Linked DNA regions of Homo sapiens: region 1 is linked to region 2. Evidence: chromatin loops called from intact Hi-C (ENCODE). Cell type or tissue: endothelial cell of umbilical vein. All regions are shown on one strand. Links, peaks and the distances in the headings refer to the core of each region. The heading gives the core; the rest is flanking DNA. Region 1 holds the start of LOC124903464 (a long non-coding RNA gene). Region 2 has its middle 82 kb from the start of MIR3942.

Region 1 (12,166 bases), core at 2,194-10,193, 150 kb after region 2:
CCCAAATTAACTAGGTATACTTTCCTGGAACAACAATTTTGTTACAAGAATTAGAGAAAAAAATCCATAAGAAAGGAATCCATAAGAAAGAAATATAATGGGGACAAGCATGTTGATGTTAGACATAAATTGAAAAGTCTAAGGAGAAATGACAGTTAATTATCATAAAAAGCAGAGAGTAGTCCTAAATCTTGGCTCCCCTTAGAACCAATCACTTGGCAAAGTTTTTTTTTTTGGAGATGGAGTCTCGCTCTGTCGCCCAGGCTGGAGTGCAGTGGCGCAATCTCGGCTCACTGCAAGCTCCGCATCCCAGGTTCACACCATTCTCCTGCCTCAGCCTCTGGAGTAGCGGGGACTACAGGCGCCGGCCACAACACCCAGCTAATTTCACTTGGCAAACTTTTGACAAATACCAATCAATACTTACTATGACTCATCCCAGAATAACCAAGTCCAACTATGTGGGATTGGGGCTGCATATAATAAATATGTATTCAAAGGCTCCTCAGGAGATTCTAATGTGCAGCCATGGTAGAGAACCACTGATGTAATGCTATAAAGGTGGATGAAGAAAATATGGATAAGAGTCTTCCAGATAAACATAAAGCGTAGAGGTATATGAAATTAGAGGAATATAAAAGAAGAAAAAAATCTATATGATGTTTAAAATGGGTAAAAATGTGAACTATTTCATGGAAGAGTACATTATTGCTTTACACTCCTGAAAGAGGTGCTAGTCTTCCTCTTTGGTAGTGTTTGCTGCAGTGGGTTTTCTGTCATCATTCACTATCCTCCTGGATACGTTTTTTAGATTCACATCTGTAATAGAGTTCTTAGCCATGCACAGTTCCTACCAGAAATTAACCCAATGAGCACAACCAGAAAAAGAAAGAAGAGCTTTATTATGGCAGTTGGGATGACAGAAATATCAAACTGAAAGCATTTCCTACATCCCAGGGAGGGCAGAAACAGGTATATTCATAGAAAACAGAATTATCAACAACAAAAAAATACACACATAAGACAAACAAAGAAGTTTTCAGGCAAATTACTTACAAAAGGGGAAAACTCAAATTATCCATCAATGTGTTAGCTTTCTTATGTTAACACAAAAGAAAGATAATTGGGGCTGAGAGGAAGAAATGAAAATATATACAATTCTTGAGAAAGGTACTGAAGACATATTCCACCTGAATGAATTAAGAAGAAAATAAAGGGTTCAATAGGAAAGTCATATTGAGTACACATGGACACAAAGAGGGGAACAATAGAAACTGAGGCCTACTTGAGGGTGGAGGTTAGGAGGACGGTGAGGGTCAAAAAACTGTCAGGTACTGAGCTCACTATCTGGGCGTAAATGACTAATGACTAAATCATTTAAACACCAAACCCAAGTGACATGAAATTTACCCATGTAACAAACCTGCACATGTACCCACTAAACCTAAAATAAAAGTTGAAAAAAAAGAATAGGGAAGTTGTGACATAGTGGTAAATGCCAAAACCCAGTCACATATATAATTGTGTCAAAGAAGTTTTGCAAATCAAAGTATTAAATACAAATGTCAAATTCATTGTTTAAAGAGAAGCAATATATATAACTAATAGTATTTAACTGTAAAGTCAGTAATAATATGGGTTCAAACTTCACAAATCAGAAAAGGTAGAAAAATGGATTGGAAAAATTAAAGGATGATAGCAATTGATATACACACCAACAAGTATAGGCAAGGATACAAACTTGCTTTCGTTTGTTAGAATAAACAAAAACTTAACTTTATGAAGATAGCTTTTCAAAGCAGGAGAAGTAGTGGCATTCTCTTAGCAGAAAGCCAAGACTCCAGGCCTTAAAATTCCCTTGAAGACATCTGGCTAATAATGAAACTGCAGAGTTATAGTAAAAATCCCGTTGAGTCTCTCTACACTGGGGTTGGCAAGTATGTTCCATAAAAGGTAAATATTTTAGGTTTTGTAGGCAAAATTGGTTCTTTCACAATTACTAAATTCTTCCATTGTAGCATGAAAACAGCCATAGACAATAATAAATATACATGTTGTGTTCCTATAAAACTCTATTTCCATATATAGGCAGTGAATCAGATTTCACCCTAGTTTAATGACTTCTGCACTAGATCAGTAGTTCTCTTCCTTGGATTCATATTAAAATCAATTAATATTGAAGCTCTAAAAAACTGCATGTATCTGGGTCCCATCCCCAGATATTCTAATTTAATTAGTCTGGAGTGCAGTTTGGTCACTGGGATGTTTAAAAGCTCAACAGGCTACAATGATGTGCAGCCACAGTTGAAAACCATTGTTCTAAGAACTTGATTTGGGCCCTTAATATATGTGTCTGTGGAAGAGAAAAGAGAAGGGAGGTAGAGATATCTTTATGTGGTTGTGACATTCCCAAATGTACTGTACAAGGCTGCCCTCTACAATATATAAATCAACTGTCAGGGTACCAAAGCATCTTGCCGTGAAAATGTTTATATCCATCTCTACTATCAGCTTATAAACTAGTACAAATCAGACTCAAAACAGCAGATACATTTCTGAAAAAAATACAGCAGGCCAGTTTGAGTCAAAGGTCAGTCGTTTCTATCTCTGGGAGGTAAGGATACCTAATACGACTAGGTCTCTGGTCCACTTATAGGCCTAGTCTCTTCAATTCCTTATATTGATTAGGAAGTGATAAAAAGGGACTATTACAACTTTGATGTTGATATTTTAAAAATCATAATTTAAAGAACACCTTTGAAAAGATTAAAGCTAATTATTAATAGAATGCATTACTGCCAAAACAACAGAGGGCACTAAAATATTCCATATAGCAAAAGGTAGAAAATAAAGGGAAAAGCAGTAAAACAAAAAATTGATGACATAAAATGAATAAAATAAGTAGAAAAATTAAGAAATAATTAATTGATTATATCAGTAAAAACAGTTAAACTTTTTAAGACAAAGATTGGGTCAATAATAAAATCCAATGTTACGCCAATTATAAAATGCATCTAAAAGTATATGCACGCACACACACATAGAAAAGTGAAAATGAAAGAACAGGCAACAATGTATCAGGCAAATGTAAAGAAAGGTTGCAGTGGTCCTATCATTAACATCAAAACAAAATTCAAAGCAATAAAGATGAAAAAATATATAATTAAGAAACATAAATTACTACTAAGGCTTTTTTTGTTTGTTTGTTTTGTTTTCTTTTTGAGACAGAGTCTCACTCTTGTCGCCCAGGCTGGAGTGCAGTGGCATGACCTCAGCTCACTGCAACCTCCGGCTCCCAGGCTCAAGTGATCCTCCAACTGCAGCCTCCCAGATAGCTGGGACTACAGGTATATGCCACCATGCCCAGCTATTTTTTTTTTTTTTTGTACAGACAGGGTTTCACCATGTTGCCCAAGCTGATCTTGAATTCCTAAGCTCAAGCCATTTGCCCACCTGAGCCTCCCAAAGAACTGGAATTACAGGTGTGAGCCACTATGCCTGGTCACTAATGAGTTTTGGTGAGTTAAGTAATACTGTATTGTTAGAAATAAAGTAAAAAACTTCCTTCCCCAGTAGAATGGTCGATTATCTACACGACCCTTCCACAAAAATACACCTGGGTGCTGCATAACATTAAATCAAGTTTAGTCTAAAGCTGCCTCCTTACATATTTTAAGTTTGACCTAAAGGTATCTCTGTACATCGTGAAATACAACAAGTAGAGGTGTAAACACACCATAGCCTACACGTGACAATTACTGAGTTTTGGACAATCAAATGTAGACAACTGTTCGAATGGCTTCAAAAAAGGCAAACATTGAGCAGTAATTGATAGATGCAGGAGGCAGAAAAGGGAACCTGCACAGGGTTTTGCCTGGGCATGCCTGCAACAGACTGGGGGTCTGCATGAGCACTGGGAGAATGGGGTAAAGCCACCAGGAATTCATGCCTTATGCAGGGGGAGGAGTCAGGCCTCTTCAGCTCATGTGTGGTGGCCTGGTATTCAATCTGTGATGTGGGTGCATGTTGGCAGGACCCCCTCTTTCTTTTCTGAGAGCATTCTTTTTGCCTAATAAATCTGTCCTCCTCACCCTTCCATGTGTCTGTATGCCTAATTTTTCTTGGTTGTGAGACAAGAACCCAGATTTTTAGCTGAAGGAGCAAAAAATCTTGCATCATTTTGGTGGTCCATACGGGCATATGAGGAGGGGTGAGTAAAATGTGGACCAAAAAATCTCTTTTCCTTTTGTTTCTGAGCCTTCTTGTCCTTGGACTTCTTCTGAGGGTAGAGGAAACTGTGGTCCCTTCTTCGCTCTCGGGGTTTGGGAATGTCAGCCTTGGTCCAAACCAGCCTTTTCTATGGCATTTTCCTTCTTTTTTTTGGGACCGTAATGGCACCTATCTTTTCTTTTACTATAGCAGTCATCCACCTCCACCCCAATGGCTGTAGGTGCACATATGGCCATAGCTGCTGCCCTGGCCCCAGGGCAGTCTCAGGGGCCAGAGGCCCTGCACGTCCAGCTGAGCAGCATACCTCGCGACACCTCCATGGAGTCCCCTCATTCCCTGGCCGAGGGGTCTAGCTCAGTCCGACAGCAATTGAAAGCTTCTTTCCTGCTGGGCGCGGTGGCTCATGCCTGTAATCCCAGCACTTTGGGAGGCCAAGGCAGGCGGATCACGAGGTCAGGAGATCAAGACCATCTTGGCTAACATGGTGAAACCCCGTCTCTACTAAAAATACAAAAAATTAGCTGGGCGTGGTGGTGGGCGCCTGTACTCCCAGCTACTCGGGAGGCTGAGGCAGGAGAATGGCGTGAACCAGGGAGGCGGAGCTTGCAATGAGCCGAGATGGCGCCACTGCGCTCCAGCCTGGGAGACAGAGTGAGACTCCGTCTCAAACAAAACAAACAAAAACAAAACAAAACAAAACAAAACAAAACAAAACAAAAAAGGTTCTCTCCCTGTTCGTCACTGCACTCCAGCCTGGGTGACAGAAAGAGACTCCATCTCATAAAAGAAAAAGTTTCTCTCCTGTTGGAGAAATCCATTTGCATAAGAATAAGAGGTTTCTTGCTCAGGCACCTTTTTCTTTCCTCCACCCTGTCAGCAGTGAATACAGCTTTGCATTTAAGTTTTTTTTGTTTTTCTCCATCCTGTCTCAGTTAAGACAGCCCTGCCTTTAAGTTTTTTTTTTTTTCTTTTCTCCACCAGGTCAGGAGTTAAGTTTTATGCAAGAGGCTTTTTTTTCTCCCCCTTTTAGAGGACATTTTACTAGGCCAGGACACCCTTTTCTCTCCCTTGTTGGAGGACTCAATTCCACAGCTTCTCCTTAGCATTTGGCTTATGATAAGGAGTCCATGCAACCCCCGAGACACATTTTTGTCCCAAACTCAATTCCAAGTTTTGGAGCTCGAAGGCTACTAACAGCAGGGGAGACAGGGTGTACGTGGGTAACAGCAGATAATCCCACTCCCTAGGCACCCATGTTTACATGGGTGAAAGCCACTTTGACGCCCATGGTGGCACCCTGTCACAGTTGCTGGGCCTCAGGGATACTCAGACGAAAGAAAGAGGGATGCCTCACTTTCTCTCCCTCACATATCCACGGTATTCACTAGGAAGAAAATGGAACCAGGAACGCCTCGCTCCCCTCTTTCTAGATGAGTAGCCATTCATCTTCATTGTGAACCTCTTTTGAATGCACCCTGAGTCCTGGGGCTCCTTTGAAAAAAATGTCTTCTTTTTCCTTTTTCCTCCTCTGTCCTTTCTTCACAGATGAGTAATTGGGTCCCCCTACAGGACAGTCCTCTTGGATGTATGCTCCAAACTGGGAGAAGTTAATTTCCCAAACCTTAAACTGGTTGGCTTGGGACTGAGCTTGGAGGAAGGGAACCCCGGAGCCTGACATGCAGGCAAAAGAGTAAACTTTTTTCTTACCAGTTGGGCTTTTGGCCTCCCTCTCCTGGTGCAAACCGGTAAAGGGAATGGTAAGGATCACTGTTTATATTTTCTGTAAAGTTTTAATTATGAAAAAGGATTTGTGAGGCTGGTCTTAAGCTATAGCCAAACTGGTGTGCTCTGCATGTCACTCTGCATGGTTCTGTCAGAAAGAGGGGTACCTTAGGATGAGATACAGGCCTAGTACTCCACAGGCCTGTTGTTCAACCCAGGCCAGCAAACCAGTCAGTGGCAAACTTTGCTGCAGGCCTCTATCTTGTTTTATGTCCTTGGAAGCATGACCTGTAACCATGTGGCAGTGCTTTGTTCTAGCCTCTGCCATTTTACAATGGCAGCCTAGGTTCAGTCCTGGCTTAGGGAATGAGTTCTTTCTGGTTTGATATTTGCATGACCTTTACCATTTGTTGATTCTCTTCCCCTCCACAAATCACCTTGAATTTTCCTTCCTCTGAGTCCCTGGGAGGTTACCTTGGTAAAATTTGAAAGCCAAAATACTGGCCACTTGGCATGGTTAAAGTTGGATAATAAGGGATTTAAATGGATTTTCATAAACAGCGCTGAGCTAAATTAAAAATGGATACCCAAGTCATAGGTATATTTAAAGACCTTTATATTTTTCTCTTCTTGTATCTCGTTTTTCTGGAAAAAGTTTTTTTCTCAGTTGACTAAATTCTTTTCTCCATTTTGTCTTGCCACCCTTAATACACACATGAGAGGCCCTAAGATCATTTCTTTTCTTTCTTTTTTTGAGATGGAGTCTCTCTCTTTCGTCCAGGCTGGAGTGCAGTGGTGCGATCTCAGCTTACTGCAACCTCCATGTCCCTGGTTCAAGCGATGGCCTGTGATTACTTGGGAAAAACAGAAAAGGTGCCAAGGATTCCATTTTGGGAGAAGCCTCCGTTTTCCTCGTGGAGCCCCAGGAATTAGAGGCGGATGAATCTTTCTCAAAATTTGTTTTTGTCTTCCAGCTTTACCTGTTTATTAGGTCCTAGAAACTGCATGCTTTCCTAGCCCTACTCTTAAAGGGCCCCATTTGGAGGCCAATAGCCCAGTTAGGAGATTGGCAAACAGAATATCCTATAACTATTGGATCTGCTTCTGTTTGTCTGTGTGGTTATATATATGTTGTGTGTGATGTCTACAAAAAGAGAGCTCTTATTAATTGGCCTAAAGGAAAATAAGCACCTAGATCAAATATCTTTTAAAGGGAAGATAAAAAGTGTGGTGCCCCTTTTAGTTCATGTGACTTTAGTCTTTGAGAAACGGAAACAGCCTTGGAGATTACTGGTAAAATGCAAATGCCATCAAAATGTAATTTTTTACCTGGGTTTATAGGATTATTTTAAATTAGGTAAAATAAAGCCAAAGGTTTAAACAAGTTGTGGAAGGTTTCTAAAAATTAATCTTGCAAAAGAAATTCTGTGTGTGAACACTGACTAGATTCAAAAGGGTATTATATGGTTTTTCTGTAAATTGAGCATTGAAATAAAAGCACAACAAAGTTTTCCTAAGGTACTAATCTGCTTTTTAGCAAAATTTATAAAGAGTTATAAAAGGTTTATGACGATCTCACCTCACGGTCAAACTGGTTAAGACTGGATAGAATTGTCTTTAAGATTTCATTAGAAAATTAGGGTTGATATTAATAGCTGAAATGTTGATGAATATCAAACAGAACACGAGTTAATGGAATGGACCGAACTAATGAAAAACTGAGTAAGCTTTTTAAACTTTTCTTTAAAACACTGCTGATACTTATTTTGTTTTCAGAGTCAAGGCAACTTATTTTGAGCTATTTATAGCCTTTAATAGAGTGGGGTATACTCCTGTGAACAAAATTTGGAGCATATTTGTTTCTCTCTGCCTGGCTTCTCTAGTATTTGGACACTGTCAGCATTCTTAACTTATGACAATATGGTTATTTGCATCAGTGCAATAAGAATCCATTTTCTCTTGCAACAGGATGCAATCGGAGAAACTGGTTGTTTTATCAAGGCTTTGACTGGAAGGGTATGCTTCCTTTTAAGGAATCAAGCTCAACTTGCAGATCCAATAAAAACCGCTTGGGAAAACTGTCTATAGTAGATACCCTGTCTACATAGTCCCTGTACAAAGTTCCTAACCTGTGGTGAGTAAAGAATGTCACTTGCTAACAGGTCCAGGAGCCCATGTTCTTGGGACCTCAAGAAGAGAGGAGTTCACCCAACTCATAGTCATTAAAGTGTACAAACCCATGGCAGGGCTTGGCTTTAAAAAAGGAAAAAAAAAAAAGTCCTATCTGAGATTCCTTGTAGAATAGAGTTCCATCAAATCCAATTTAAAAAGCCCATGTAGAAATAATTATTCTTTGCTCCACATTACGCAAATAATCAAGCCAAGTATGAGACTAAAGTTATTTTGCAAACAACTCAATCCTATTATGCTTTGTTTTTAACAAAAATGAGGACTGGAGAGAAATTATGTTTCAAAACTTACATATTTATCATTAAATTCCAGACTGATTAGTTGTTTTTTAAGTTCTTGCCTACATTTTAGGCTTACACTGCTTATTCCTGTGAACCAACCAGCAATCTCTGGCTGCAGCTCAGAAGGAACAAAAGGGATGGGTAATGTAAAAATCTGGTTCAATATTTTAATTCTGAGCAATTATCCTGAAAATCCTGCCAGGTGATGGGAGTAAATAAGGTGCCCATAACCTGGAGGTTTCCTTTTTGGGAAAATAAGACAAAGAGGGCTAACCAAAGCCAAGCCCCATGCACCCAAATCTTAGCAACCCTGACTATAGTCACCAGTTATCTAGGCATGTCAACAGCCTTGGGATTTAAAAACTGTCCTTACCCACCCCTTTTTGTTTCGTTTTGACATGTTTTCTAATAACCAGGTTTGTCTCCTCTTGCCTTCAGGCCATCGAACTCCAAACAGTCATGCAACTGGAGCCTCAAACAATGGCCCCCTTTAAGCGGGGAACCTTAAATAGGCCTCTGAGGGAGATCTGATTCTGTCTTCCCAAAACAGTACCCCCTCTGTCAGCAGTATGCAGTAAAGATCAGTCTTTATCCTTATCCCTATCCTTATCCTAATGGCAGTTATATGTCCTTCTTTAGAAGGGGGAATGATAGAGGCAGGAGGCAGATAAGGGAACCCGCACAGGGTCTTGCCTGGGCATGCCTGCAACAGACTGGGGGTCTGCATGATCACTGGGAGAATGGGGAGGAGCCACCAGGAATATGTGCCTTATGCACCAAAAGCAATGGCAACAAAAGCCAACATTGACAAATGGGATCTAATTAAACTAAAGAGCTTCTGCACAGCAAAAGAAACTATCATGAGAGTGAACAGGCAACCTACAGACTGGGAGAAAATTTTTGCAATCTATCCATCTGACAAAGGACAAATATCCAGAATCTACAAGGAACTTAAACAAATTTACAAGAAAAAACAAACAACCCAATCAAAAAGTGGGTGAAGGATATGAACAGACACTTCTCAAAAGAAGACATTTATGCAGCCAACAAACATATATATGAAAAAAAGCTCATCATCACTGGTCATTAGAGAAATGCAAATCAAAACCACAATGAGATACCATCTCATGCCAGTTAGAATGGTGATCTTTAAAAAGTCAGCAATCAACAGTTGCTGGAGAGGATGTGGAGAAATAAGAATGCTTTTACACTGTTGGTGGGAGTGTAAATTAGTTCAACCATGGTGGAAGACAATGTGGCAATTCCTCAAGGATCTAGAACCAGAAATACCATTTGACCCAGCAATCCCATTACTAGGTATATACCCAAAGGCTTATAAATCATTCTACTATAAAGACACATGCACATGTATGTTTACTGCAGCACTATTCACAGTAACAAAGACTTGGAATCAATCCTAATGTCCATCAAAGATAGACTGGATAAAGAAAATGTGGCACATATACAGCATGGAGTACTATGCAGCCATAAAAAAGGATGAGTTCGTCGCCTTTGCAGGGACATGGATGAAGCTGGAAACCATCATTCTCAGCAAACTAACACAGCAACAGAAAATCAAATACCACATGTTCTCACTCGTAAGTGGGAGTTGAACAATGAGAACACTTGGATACAGGGAGGGGAACATCACACACCAGGCCCTGCTGGCGGGTGGGGGGTTAGGGGAGGGATAGCATTAGGAGAAATATCTAATGTAGATGATGGGTTGATGGGTGCAGCAAACCACCATGGTACATGTATACCTATTTAATAAACCTGCATGTTCTGCACGTGTATCCCAGAACTTAAAGTATAATAAAAAAAATGATGAGCTCATATATGTATGTGTGTGTGTATACATATATATACAAACACAGTGGGAGAAGGACAGAACCAGGAAATCACATATCTAAATGTAAGAGCTAAAAGTATAAAACTCTTAGAAGAAAACATAGGAGTAAATCTCGTGACATCAAGTTAGGCAATGATTTCTTAGAAATAACATCAAAAGAACATGTAATCAAAACAAAAAAATGATAAATTGGACTACGTCAAAACTAAAAATGTTTATGCTTCAAAGGACACCACCCAGAAGTAAAGAGAAAACCCACAAAATGGGAGAAAATATTTAAAATCACACATTTGATAAGAGACTTATACTCAGAATATATATTAAAGAAAACCTACAATGCACTAAAGACAAATAATTAAAATATAGGCAAAGGATTTTAATTGACATTTCTCTAAAGAAGATATACAAAGGGCCAATAAATGCATGAGAAGATGGTCAACATCATTAGCCATTAGAGAAATGCAAAATAAAACCACAATGAGATAAGACTTTACATTCACCATGATAGCTATAAGAAAGACAGAAAATAATTAACTGTTGGCTAGGATGTGAAAACCTGGAACCCTCATTCATTGCTAGTGGGAATGTAAAGTGGTACAGCCACTTTAGAAATCAGTTTGGTGGTTGCTCAAAACGTTAAACATAGAATTATCATATGACACAGAAATTCCACTCCTAGGTATATACCCAAGAGAAATGAATATATAGGTCCAAAGAAAAACTTGTACACAAATGTTCATAGGAGCATTATTCATAATAAAGAAAAAATGGAAATGACTCAAATGTCCATGGACTGATGAATGGCTAAATAAACGTATCTTTGTAACAGAATATTATATGGCAACAAAAAGAACTCAATTATATATGCTATAATTTGGATGATTCTTGAAAACATTATTCTAAGTGAAAGAAGCCAGTCACAGTGACCACATATTGTAGGATTCCAATTATATGAGATATCCAGAATAGGCAAATCTATAAAGATATGAAGACACAAAGTCCTCATGGTGCTTAAAGCTGGGAGCAGTGGGGCAGGGGTTGGAGGCAACTTGAGAATGATTACTAACGAGCATGAGATTCCTTTTTGGGGAACACAAATTCTAAAACTAGACTGTGGTGATGATTGCACAACCTGTGAATACACTAAAAAAATTGAATTGTACATTTTAAGTGGGTGACATGCATAGTGTATTAATTACATTTCCATAAAACTTAAAACATAAGGAATGTGTAGTCATAGTAGCTATATGCTCAGACAATACAGATAAAAAGATCTCTTAAAAATGAGAGGGGAAATTCATAAAAGCACATACAAAAAATTCTTTTTAACTGTTCTCAGAAATTATATCATCAGTAGTGGCATTAGCATTGTTATTCTGAAATTGTCTCATATATTGTTACCATTTTAATATAATATCTATATCTATTGGTATGCTGAGTCCCAACAAGAGTTCTCTGGAGCAGAACACATTATTATTTTTATTACTTACAAAGAATAAGTAAATAATACTGTTCTGACTTTTCTCTGCCCCAGCTCTTACTCCAGGAGCAAGGTGATGAGAAAGAGATATAATCTTGCAAGTAATTTCATCTACCACAGGCAAGGGGTCTGGAAAAATAAATCTGAGTACTGATTTAGGAAAAAAGAGGCAGCTGTTGTCCCTTCCCTTCTGAGAGTTTCCTTGGAAAAGTAAAGGGAAGGATATGTGCTTTCACACTTTGGAATGTAAATAAATCTTCCTGAGGGGAAAAACTAGTGTCTCCAGCTTTACTACCCAAGAAATGTCTCCAAGGTCCTGGTCTCAACCCTTCCTTTGAAATGTAAACAGATACCTCTAGAAAGGTAAGTCTCTCTGGAGTTTTCACTTAACTGTTCAGTCATAAATTAAGT
Region 2 (12,166 bases), core at 1,286-9,285:
ATTTTTATCCTGAAATAGTCCAAGGAGACGTGTCTACATTACGGACTAATAGATTGCAAAAATTTTCTGGACAATAAAAATGGTGATTTAAATATTAATGAAAAGAAAAAAGTGAGAGCACTTACTGTTTTATTTATTTACCTTATAACTTCAGAAATATTTTACAATATAAATTATATATATAATAAAAATTATTTTGTAACAGCCAGTAGACCTATATTTTGGGGGAGTGGTGAGCTTGGAAAAATGAATGAAAGAAGAAATACTTCCTTTCCCTACAGTCCTAGTAAAAGGACTTCAGGGGTTGCATGGCAAGTTTGAGCCAGAAACAAGTATGATGACTTCTGTATTAAAAAAAAAAGCAAACCTATGACAGATATAAAAGGAAAATTCATGGGTGAAGTCTCCAAATTTTTTTTTTTTTTTTTTTTTTTTTTTTTGAGACAAGGCTTCATTCTGTCCTCCAGGCTGGAATGCAGTGGTGCAATCACAGCTCACTGCAGCCTTGAACTCCTGGGCTCAAGCAATCCTCCTGCCTCAGCCTTCCAAGTAGCTAGGACTATAGGTGCACACCATGCTCAGCTAATTTTTTCATTTTTTGTAGAGATGAGGTCTTGCTATGTTACGCAGGGTGGTCTCCAACTTCTGGGCTCAAGTGATCCTCCCACTTTCATCCCTCAAACTGTTAGGATTACAGGTGTGAGCCACCATGCCTGGCCTAAAATGTATATACATTGGGATGCATTTGAGATATCTCCCTGGTCGGGATAAAAAAAATTGTATCTAAAATAAGTATGTTTTATTCCTACCCTTGATTTCTTCCTATTTTCCAGTACCAATAACTTTTCAAAGAACTTACAGTAGTCATTTGATATGGTTTGGCTGTGTCCCCACCCAAATCTCATCTTGAATTGTTGCTCCCACAATTCCCACGTGTCGTGGGAGGGACCTAGTGGGAGGTAATTGAAACATGGGGGCGGGTCTTTCTCATGCTATTCCCATGATAGGGAATAAGTCTCACGAGATCTGATGGTTTTATAAAGAGGAGTTCCTTTGCATAAGCTCTCTCTCTTTGCCTGCTGCCATCCACATAAGATGTGACTTGCTCCTCCCTGCCTTCCGCCATGATTGTGAGGCCTCCCCAGTTATGTGTAACTGTAAGTAAATTAGTTTCTTTCTTTTGTAAATTGCCCAGTCTTGAGTATGTCTTTATGAGCAGTGTGAAAATGGAATAACACACCATTTTTCTCTAAAGAAGTACTTTTCAAATTAAAATTTTCAATGAAAATTAAGTAATTACTTAATCTATTTCTTTTATATTTACAAATAAATAGTATCGAATTAAGTGGAAATTTGTTTAGCTAACATTCTTGTTTACTTGAGGAAGTTACCTGTATGTCCAGAAATATCTAGACTAGATTTCTCTGGCACATTCTTCCTGATGAGATTCTGGACTGACTCAATTATCATTTTATCTTTGAGTTTTTTTTTTTTTTTTTACCTGAGACCACTTGTTCACTATAAAGAATCCTAAAGAAATAACTCTGAAATGATAATAAGAGCTCATAGAGGCAGCTATTAAAGCTGGGGCAAAATGGAAAAATCATCCAAATGCTATTAATAATCTTTGAGGCAATGAACTTATTAAAGACAAGCTAGTGAAAGCAGAATGGAAAACAAATATAGTTTGCTTCATGAATTCACCTGTCCTGGGTAAAAAACATCACTTTATTGTCAAATAAATATTTGAGTTTCATCACAGACTAGGTAGATTAAAAAACACAAACTACTAACCCTTCCATTAACATGAGAATTGCCAGGTATTACAATACTGTAGCAGCAGTGAATTTTCCAGACAAACACCAAGAACTGGATCCAGTCCAGATGTGATGATAGCACATTAATAAGCTAATTCCTTTAGCTACCTCTTCATTTTCTGAGACTCATTCGCAGAGTGGCAATGCCATTAACTCTGGATGAGGTGCTTCGCCCAATGAATACCTCTTGATTAAATCATTGATTGGGCCTTCTCTGCTCACTTCACTCTCCATCCCTATGGGAAATAAACTCTTGCACAGCATCCTTCAAAGGACACAGAATAGGCAACATAAGCAGTAGGAGCATATAGTGACTAAATGAACAAATGACTGAATAAATAGTTCATAAGACATTGAGAGTTAAACTAGCATTGCTAGGTTAGTGGACATTATCTAGAGTAAAAGAATTGTAAAGTCTAAAGACAATAAAAATATTGATCTATCCAGTACATTATCTTGTTTATTCAATTTAGAAAACTTTGTCTGAAAAGGTAAATTTAAATCCTTAGTTTATTAAAATTTTTGGGAGGGGACTGGTGAGATGTATACTTATTTGAAAAAGTTTTTCTTTTTTAAATTATCTATCATAATTTTCTGCTAAGAGAACTAAGAGGTATTTTTGTTCTCCCCTGAAGATTATCTAAGAGTATTATGGCTTTGCTATTTAGGGGAAAATGCTAGAAAACTTCTGACCAAGGCAAATTATCTGTCACTGTAAGCACTTTTCCTCTGAGGAAAGGAATTTCATGGGAGAAGCAACAGGTGCCTTTTCTTTTTTTGACGCAGTAGTATACAGCAAAAAGAAGACAATAGAAAAAAGTTGTTAAAATGTGACACAAGACTGAAGTCTACAATACCAACTCTTAATGAAATAAATATCGTACAGCATATCCACAATGCTGAAATTGGGCTGAAATGTTACAACTCAGTAAACAGGCTTTGTTTAAAAAAATCTTTTTATGAGTCAAGAGATGATATATTAGAAAAATAATGTTCACAAAAAATCTAGTTTTTAACAACTGGCACCACAAAGCACTTATTATCTCTGATTAGTAAAACAGTTTGTTTGAAAGCAGTCAGTTTTGAAGATTACAGACAGGAGGGCAAGTTTAAAAACATATGAGGTTTATACAGAGGGCTATTATTTTACAAACAACAAATGATTTAAAATAGTCTGAACTAACATTATTTGCAGTTACTTTCATGTTACAGAACTCAATAAATAATGTTTTTTAAAAACTTCGCACAGTTCTTCTTGATCTACTTGTAATTGTAGGGCATTATTAGTTTCGTGTGTATCATGTTTCCAGATCTGAGTGTTGAAAGATTTATTCATGTTGAGCTGTGCCCCAGGGTAATTTTAGTTTTCATAAAACCTAATTCTACAATTATAACCATCTGAGAAAATGAATATTCTTCCTACGAACAGTGTAGTAAGAAGATACATTTTTATTATAAGCCTGATTTTCACAAGTGATTATTTTTTTCATTTTCCTTAAACTCCTTACTTAAATTTTTTTTTCTTATTAGACCCTCAACCCACAAATGTTCAACTGTCATAAAAGATCAGTGTTACTGAACTGCCGGCATTAATCTTTTGTTTGAAATGTATAAAGACAAATAAAGGAGACATTGCAAAATGTCTTTGTGCAGTAGAAGCAGATATTGAAATGATAAATAACATAACCTGTAAACACTAGCTATAATGTTCTTGGATAGAAGAAATTTCTAAATATCAAAGACAGTGGCATCACTGTCAGGTACTCCATAAATAAACCACGGACAATACCTGACACTGGACCTTTCATTCTTGCAATGCTATGCTGAATAAGCATGCTCCCCTTGCCTGTCTGAATTCTATATGCCCATTTCCAGAAATGCTGCTGCAGATAAGTTACAGTGTCATGTTCATTTTGTCAACTACATACTGATTATCCTTTCCTATCTGTAGTTTGGGAACATTATCAAGGTCAGATGCAAATTCTCAGAAAACCTTCCCTAATGTAGCTATATTTCATAATTTCTATAAGGGGCTTTCATAAATAAACTTTGCAGAAACACACACGTATTTTCCAAGATTTTACCTTTAGGAAAAAGGAAAGGTTTACCAGTAAGATTTTACTTTTAGGGAAGATTTTACTTTTAGGAAAAAGGAAAGACTTACCAGTAAGGTTTTGGAAATTTAAAACCAAAAGGAGAATAAGTCTAGTCATTCATTGTATGTATTTTCATTTAATCACTAAAAATGTGATATTTGAGGATGACATATCTAATTTTTTTTGAGGTACGTTTACAATGACCCTACTTTCTCTACCTTCCTAACCGCTTCCTATTTATTTTATTTTGACAAATTACTTATGAAGCATTTGCAACTGATGCACATATCACAAAATTATTTCTGCCAAGCTTCCTCTGTGACCTGCCCGTGGGACATGACATGCTCCAAGATGCATCGCTCTATCAACCCGCATTTTTCCAGGACAATGCAAATTATGACAAATCCCATCATCCTGCATTATGTGCTTCATGCTAATCTCACTAATTCTAAAGAATCAGGAGAGCTTGTTGTTCTGCTGAAGGGCATACTGTCTGATTGAATGATAGGAAAACATTTGCCATCCCCTTCTCACAATCCCAGCTGTGGCCACCACTGCCCCACTTCTGCCAGGCAACTGCTCTTGCTGTGTAACTTCCATATCAGAATTAGCTTTACATCAGCTGAGCTTTTTAACAGGAAACTACACATCACCAAAAAAAGATAGTTCTAAAGTCCAGAAAATAAAAGGCTTTTGGGGGTAAAATGAAAAGAGGAACTTGTATTTTTACCGACTGTTGGATACCTGTATTCATTTCTACTTATTTTAAATGAAGATTAAAATCAAACTTATCATTTCTATGATAAAAGCCAGATGGTTTCTAGACTTAGAAGTTTCTGGCTGCTGGATCACTACAAATGAGATGGCTCTTAAAACAGCTAACCTTGAGGACAATTCCTCTGGGCTTCAGAAGGTGGCAGTATTACTACATGAAACAAGCTTAAGGTTTCCGTGCTATTCCATGGCCACATTGCTGAAATAAACATGTTTAATTCCCAAAGAAACATATATTTTATCCCCTGGCATAATTTACTTATAACATTAAAACTCAAACATGGAGCAATTTGTAGCAATAACCATGATTATGCTGTTAGTGGCCCAAATGTCACTGTCTAGATTAGGCTAAATGATACCTAGCACCGAAGAGCTTCTGTGATTTATTTTTTATGATCATGGGTAGAACTTGCATGCTTAAAAGGCTCACCAGAAAACTGCCTTCAATAAATAAAAAAGGATGAAAAGATTGAAAGAATCTCATATTATTGTTCAGAGATGTGATTGTAAAAAATTGTCATAGGAATGAGGCAAATTTTAAATCTCAGAGACATTTTCAGAAAAAGAGGTAAATATCTTGAACATTTCTAATGTTATGTTTTAGATTCTAAACTATTTTGCTGAAAGCAAATAACTCATCTTATAAATTAAAATGTATCTAAACTGTTTTGTCCTTTATGAATGTTTCCTGAAATGTCAGAACAAAATAAAGGTTTTAAATACATGTAATGCACTAAAATTGATTATTTTAGCTACTTTTAGAAAATGTAGTAAATATAAATCTGCTGATAAATGTTAAGACTAAAATACCCTATTCAAACCTTCAATAATTTACTTTTGGGAGTTCTGGTCTAATGCGTACTGCTACCTGGAAACTATATTGTAGGCTCTTTTGGCCATTATCATACATTAAATTGAAATTGTTATGCATACTCAAAATAAAAGTAAACCACACTAAAGTTGAAAAGAAATGTAAGCCATATTAACTAAAGTTGGAAAGGTTTTGCAATGAACACACATTTTACCACTTACTAAAACAAGGGCAAATTGAAGCCAGCATTTACATCTGTGCCTTAATGGAATGTTGCATAATTGGTTTAATGTTTTAGTGAGTCCTTTAGATGAGCTTAGTAGGTACACAGCACAAATCAACATTAAGGTATTACAAAGAAGAGACAGGAAGATCTTTAGCTTTCTACTTTACTTCCAGCGAGACCCAATCCCCTCAGAGGAATATGACGATGTGAACATCATTTCTGCAAAGGCACTGGGCACACCCTGCACATGCTGTAGCTTGTTGACATGAACCAGGGCAGGCAGACACCAATAATACATGAAGTGCAGTTCAGAGGCAATTAGGATCAGTTGTCAAGGCCAGGCCATTAATGAAAGAACATGTCAGAGGAGCTGGAGACTTCAATGGTTGAGGGCAAGAAGGCGATTTAGTGTGACAGATCGAGTCCTTCCAATGTCCTCAGTGGTACATGCTAATACCAGCCTTAACAACCTTTTGTGGCAGTGTATAATGTGACTAACATGGACTTTGATTCAGCAAAATGACTGCTGCCACTGTTAGTCTGTCTCATTTCGAACAACAGTAAAAGCATTGCTACAAATAATTACCCACTTCCGTCCCCCTTTCTGCCACTTAAAGCATCCGCCCTTTGTGCATGCCATAGTTGTTTGTTGCCAGAAGGTTAGGATGTTTATCACTTTTGGTTTGTGTGATACTTTTTTTTTTTGTCAGCACATATAATCCCAAGTAACTAATTATAATATATTTTAGAAGGCAAAATAATTAATTAAACCTATCACATTCTCGTGTAGTTATTAACAATTTCCAACACAAGTAAAATATGTCTAAAAGAAACAATATCCACCATGTAACTTACAGACAATAAGTGAAGTTGCTTACCTAGGCTCCAAAACCATTAGCCAAAAACTAACCTAACATTCAAAGAAGTGAATGCAGGAGCATTACAGAAAAATCACCCACTGCCATTTTTTGTTAAGTTTCACAATTTGACAGTGATTTAAAATAAAAACCTACATGCCTACAAGCTGAAAATCAACAATAAGTAGGAAAAATATATTAAACATTGGTTAGTAATCCAGGTAAATTACACCAAGGGATGGCTAATGGTTTTGGAGCCTAGGTAATCAACTTCCTTTATTGTCTGTGAGTAACTTACATGGTGGACATTGTTTCTTTTAGACACATTTGACTTACGTTGGGAATCCTTAGAAACTACATGAGAATGGGATAGGTTAAATTATTTATTTTACCTTCTAAAATCTATTATAATAAATTACTTGGGATTATACATGCTGACAAAAAATAAGCATCACATAAACCAAAAGTGACAAACATCCTAACCTTCTACAGATTTTTATGTTATGACAAAACTCCACAGCATCACACTCTTGTCTTTATGGAGGCCTGTTATTTGTTAATTTTTGGCTCTTCTTTCATATTTTATGCTCATTTGGATAAGATATTCTTATGAAGATGAAAATTAAGTCAGAAGAAAAATGGCTTAAATTTTCTTATAATCTCTTAATGTTCTCACCTCCTCCCAATTTTCCAGGATTTACTTCCAGAATCTCAGCTACAAAAGATGATGTGATATCTTAGGCTTAAGGTGATAGCTCAGCCTTGTCTGCCTATGAATGACTAGACAGATATGAAGAAGGGTATGTGGATAGAGATTAATGGAAATTATATTGTCAGGTAGGTATTTTCTTGAGAGATATATATTTTTTTCTGGGTCTTATTTTTCTTCTTTTCTGAGATAGTCCTCACTTTATTTCCTATTTCATACACCACTGTTCTCTTCTTTTGCTATTTTGTTCAGTTCTCTTTGCTCACTTAGTTTTTTTCTGACCTTAGTCACTGCCACTCTACTCCTCTAATACTTAATTCATTTCCAGTCTTCTTGCTTCCTCATATAAATGCTTTTTCCTCCTTTCTCAGGAGAGCTTTCAAAACTGAGCCCTAAAAGGAGAAGTAGTGTAAAAAAATTATCAATACAAATATCTAAATGTTCATGTAATCTCAAAAAGCATTCTCATAAATCATTTATTTTTTGATGAAAATTTGGGAAAAAATTGCCATGCTAAAAATGTATTCTTTATAGTTGTATCCAAAGTAAACACGCTCCAGACACCTGATAGTGTTATTAACTTATTGTTACATTAACCACATACCACAAATGTAAATTGTCTACCTGGTCCTAACCAATAATAAATATATCTCATTCTAAAGAGAGGATTCAGTAGATCAATGATCTACTCTTGGTTACTCTGAAAGATATCTAGCTTAACATTAGCCCTCCAAATCTGGGTCTGCCATGAGACTGATACTTCTGTACCTTGATATGAGAATATTTGATATTATTTTCCCTGCTAAATGTTCAGGACTAATATGATAACAGAATTTGTTCAACTGGTGACTGGGATAAGTCTTCATTATTTTTTTCGGCTGCTGGCCTTCATGACATGGAAGTAGGACTACAGAGCTAAAAGTCAATACTGCAAAGTTAGTGATGATTTTACCCACTGGTAGGATCAGGATTTTAGAAAGTGCCAAAATGAAAATAATTTTATATTTATTCATTTGAACAACAGAAAATGCATATTTTTAAAAAAGAAATGCTGGGAAACTTGCTACTTTTTAGAAAATGTACTTTTTTTTAAAAGTGAACAACTTTTTTGAGATGGCTTTTGAAACTCAGTTCAGTTTCTCACCCTTTGCCTGAAAATCTGGCATTTCTCATCTGTCGTAATATGTTTACTTTGAATATAACATTTTAAAGGTATTATTTTGCCTCCTAAAAACTTACTCCTAGGTTTGTTTTCCTTTACAAGCATAATTATATTTAGTTTCTTCAATCATTATCTCATATTTTAATAATATGCTGCCATTTGGGTACAGCTATAACCATAATAATGAACATAAGGTTCAAAGATCACTAGATATATAGATGGCATGAACCATTAGCAAGAAATATTCTACAGCATAGAGAGCACACATTTTAAAAACTCTGAAATTCACTATAGAATTTGCTATTCTGACTAAGGCAGCTTTCTGTGTAATTAACATATATCTCTTTATAAAACATGCTAGTTTTAATAACAAATAGGGACTTTTTCCAGGAAAAATAAAGAATAGAGCACAAATAAAATTGTAATATGAATAATTTAGTTATCTCTTTCTCATATCTCATAATGACATTGTGCAGCTATAATGGACCTAAACCGGAACTATTTTCTTTAAAAAAATAGGCTTATCTCCTTTTCCTGTATGCCATTGAAATTCATATCATCACTTCCACACAAAAACACATAATTAATCCTAATTGTTTCCAACACTCTGAGCAGGAGAAGTGGAGTCTGTGGTTTCTCCTTTTATGTGTGTTGAGTCTTTCTGGCCACAAGGGCACCATTTAGTAAATTACTTCCTCCAAAACGCTGACCAGTGCCCTCTTGGCCTGAAAGAGTTAGTGTAGTTGCAAGAGGTGAGTCATTGAATTCCTTTGTGACAGAAAGATGAAACTCAGTGATTGCTCAGGGGTGTCCTATTCTGCTACTGAATGATGATCTAGCAAGGGGGAAAAATTGCTTCTGAAATGCAGGTCTTCATAAGACAAAGGAAGAGGATGCACTGTAAACGCACAGAGGTGGTGGATGTGAAAGGAATGTAATGGTGTCCCTGACTGGTGCAGAATTAAAATGGAAACAGAATGAAATCTTCCCTAGTGGTGATTCTTCAACTTTGTTAGGACTTTTGTCCAAGATTAGCTAATTCTGCATCATTGTCTTATTTATCTTGGGTGACACTTGTTAGCATAAGGGGCACAGTTACCATAAAACCATTGGCAATCCAACCTCTAGCCTCTAAGTCCTACTCAGTAGGGAGAGAGCTTCACATCTCAGCCAGTCCAGTTGTTTGCTCCAACTTTGACTAACTCAGCCCTTTCTCAGTGAACTGGCTTTGGCACGACCACACTCCTCAAAGTGCCCTAGTTCCTGAATTGACTCCGTATATAGCCAGTTGTTTCCCTGCTTCGAAAATGCTGTAATGCCACTCCTATCCCCCTTTCCTCCTACTCCATCCCCAACCCAAATGCCCCTCTTGTTTCCTGAATCTATCCTACTCCCTCAGTCCTTGAAGAACTATAACAATTGTTTCCTTAGTTAGGACTAGATTCTTGAGGGAGTTGCCTTTGAAGCTGCCTTAGACTTGCTGTTCCCCTAAATTTCCATCTCATATCCCTCTGGCGATTACTGTTGCTATTAATATAGTCTTTAAATAGTTCTTTGCTTTCAGACAGTAGGTTTGTAGTATTGTCCTTTCAAGATCAGTTGGTTCATGTCCATGAGGATTGAGCTGTAGACACTACTAGTTGCAACAAGAAATCCTCCTTGCAACTTCAACTTCAACAGTACCTCCTGTTGGTTCTCTTTAGTCTCCTTTGCCGTTTTTTTTGTCTTCAATGTCTGCTAACTCTGATTGTATTAATTCATTAAATTTATCTTTGTGTGCACCTACTACACACTATATACTGTGCTTGAGATACAACAGTGAACCAAAACAGGTATAGTCCCTTTTACACAGAGCCTAGTCTAGCAAAGGAGTCAAACTTAATAAAACAATCCCACAGATAGATATAAAACTGCAGCTGTGACATATGAGATAAAGGTGAGGTGCAAAGAGCTATAAGAACTGGATCAGGGAGGCCACTGGAGTGAGGGAAGGTTTTCCTAAAGCTATGAGACTTGTACAGAAATCAAAGAGAAGACAAACAGCTAGTTAGTCGGGAACAGGATGAGATATGTGCAAAGGTCCTGTTGCATGGTGAGTTCACGGGGCTCAGTGACATTGCCTTTCCTCACAGTCCCAATCCTCCCTCCTAGTGCCATGTCAGCATTCAGAGTTGAAGGGCAGTTGCTGGAACCACCCTGCTCGCAGGGAGGCTGCTCTTCCTTAACTAACACACAACGATCTCACCTCTACGAACTAGCTAAGAAACCAAGCCTGTGAAGAAGGCTAATATGGGCCACTACCCACTTTTCATTGTGTTACCATCAAAACTAACCAGGCCCACATTTAATTTCAGTCCAAGCCTCCCAAGTCATTTTCATTAAACCCATCTGCTACCCATCTCTGACCTCCCAAAGCCTTTCCTTGGACCCTATGGAAATCAGAATCTCTCAGTAACAAAATCCCCCCAAGTCCACAGTTATTTCTGTTGACTTTTTCTTCACCTTTTTGCTCACAGTGAAGACAGGACTCTAAGTCTGCATCTTTTCCTGAGTACTTCAAAATGAAAGTTGCTTTATCTTTCCCACCCACGTTCTAGGACCTGGAGGTAATGTGTCTTCTCTAGCTCTTTAAAATCTCCAGTCTCTTAGAAGTACAAACCACTACCAGACTACACCACCACTTTCATTGTCTTCCTCCATGCCATTACTCCTGTCATCATCCTTGATGGCTTCCACATCTAGGTAGATAATCCATCTGACACTGTGGACTCTCAGGTGTCTGAATTCTACAATACCAACAATCCTTTCCTCCACCCCACACCAATCACTCATTCCCATGGTCACAAGAGCTGTTTTCAGGATGCAAAGTCTGATCCATTAGTAATCATAAAAATCAATTTAATGAGTTATAACCCGTTTTTTTCCTTTTAAGTAACATAGAATAGATTTTAAAATATTGGACTTTATTGAATGAAGTCAGGTAAATATTGTTTCATAATTTTTTCAATTACATATTATGTATGCATTGTGCATATTGAGTTGCCTTGAACATCATATTACTTACTATGTCTATTTTATTTTATTTTATTTTATTTTTGAGATAGAGTCTCGCTCTATCTCAAAAATAAAGCACTCCAGGCAGGCTGGAGTGCAGTGGCGCGATCTCTGTTCACTGCAAACTCTGCCTCCTGGGTTCACGCCATTCTCTTGCCTCAGCCTCCCAAGTAGCTGGGACTATAGGCGCCCGCTACCATGTCCGGCTAATTTTTTGTATTTTTAGTAGAGATGGGGTTTCACCGTGTTAGCCAGGATGGTCTCGATCCCCTGACCTCTTGATCCACCTGCCTTGGCCTCCCAAAGTGCCAGGATTACAGGTGTGAGCCACCACGCCTGGCCTTACTATGTCCATTTTAAAAAGTTTTTGAAACACTGGTTGGCCTTGTCATCACCAATAACCACATTACTTCTAAAATTTTGATTTTTAAGTGCAGATTTGCTAACTACCATCTTCTAATTTTAAAGCCTACTTATTCTAGCTCCCTTCGTCTAAAATTTTTATATCTCTTTCAGACCTCCAATTTATTGACCCTACCACTTTTTACTATACCACTCTCACTCCCAATATGCTCACGTCCTTCTTTATCTGGCTCAGATTCTAGGCTCTATCACTTTAATCATACACATAATTCCTTTGCTCCTTGCTACTCTATTGTA

What was found. A loop is a pair of places that touch in the nucleus more often than their neighbours do. Peaks named below come from ENCODE experiments on the same cell type or tissue, not always from the same donor. Only the 100,000 strongest peaks of a DNase experiment are listed, where the experiment ranks them.
Region 1: it touches region 2 in a loop (6-fold over the local background); 80 of 110 quality-filtered maps call a loop at or near these places.

What each region holds. Positions count from the first base shown.
Region 1 is chr15:35,431,570-35,443,735 of GRCh38, forward strand. All of the region lies in intron 5 of DPH6 (diphthamine biosynthesis 6), which reads right to left. LOC124903464 (a long non-coding RNA gene) reads right to left here and starts at 4,681. Exons shown (of 2, transcript XR_007064580.1): 1 at 1-4,681. In endothelial cell of umbilical vein, for the core only: no CTCF peak of the experiment used is centred there; no DNase peak of the experiment used is centred there.
Region 2 is chr15:35,284,391-35,296,556 of GRCh38, forward strand. It overlaps a transcript of DPH6 not described here. Among named protein-coding and RNA genes, the nearest start is that of MIR3942, 82 kb to the right of the region's middle. In endothelial cell of umbilical vein, for the core only: CTCF peaks have their summits at 4,820 (motif pointing right) and 9,141; DNase peaks (open chromatin) are centred at 4,861 and 9,131; H3K27me3 peaks cover 1,579 bases.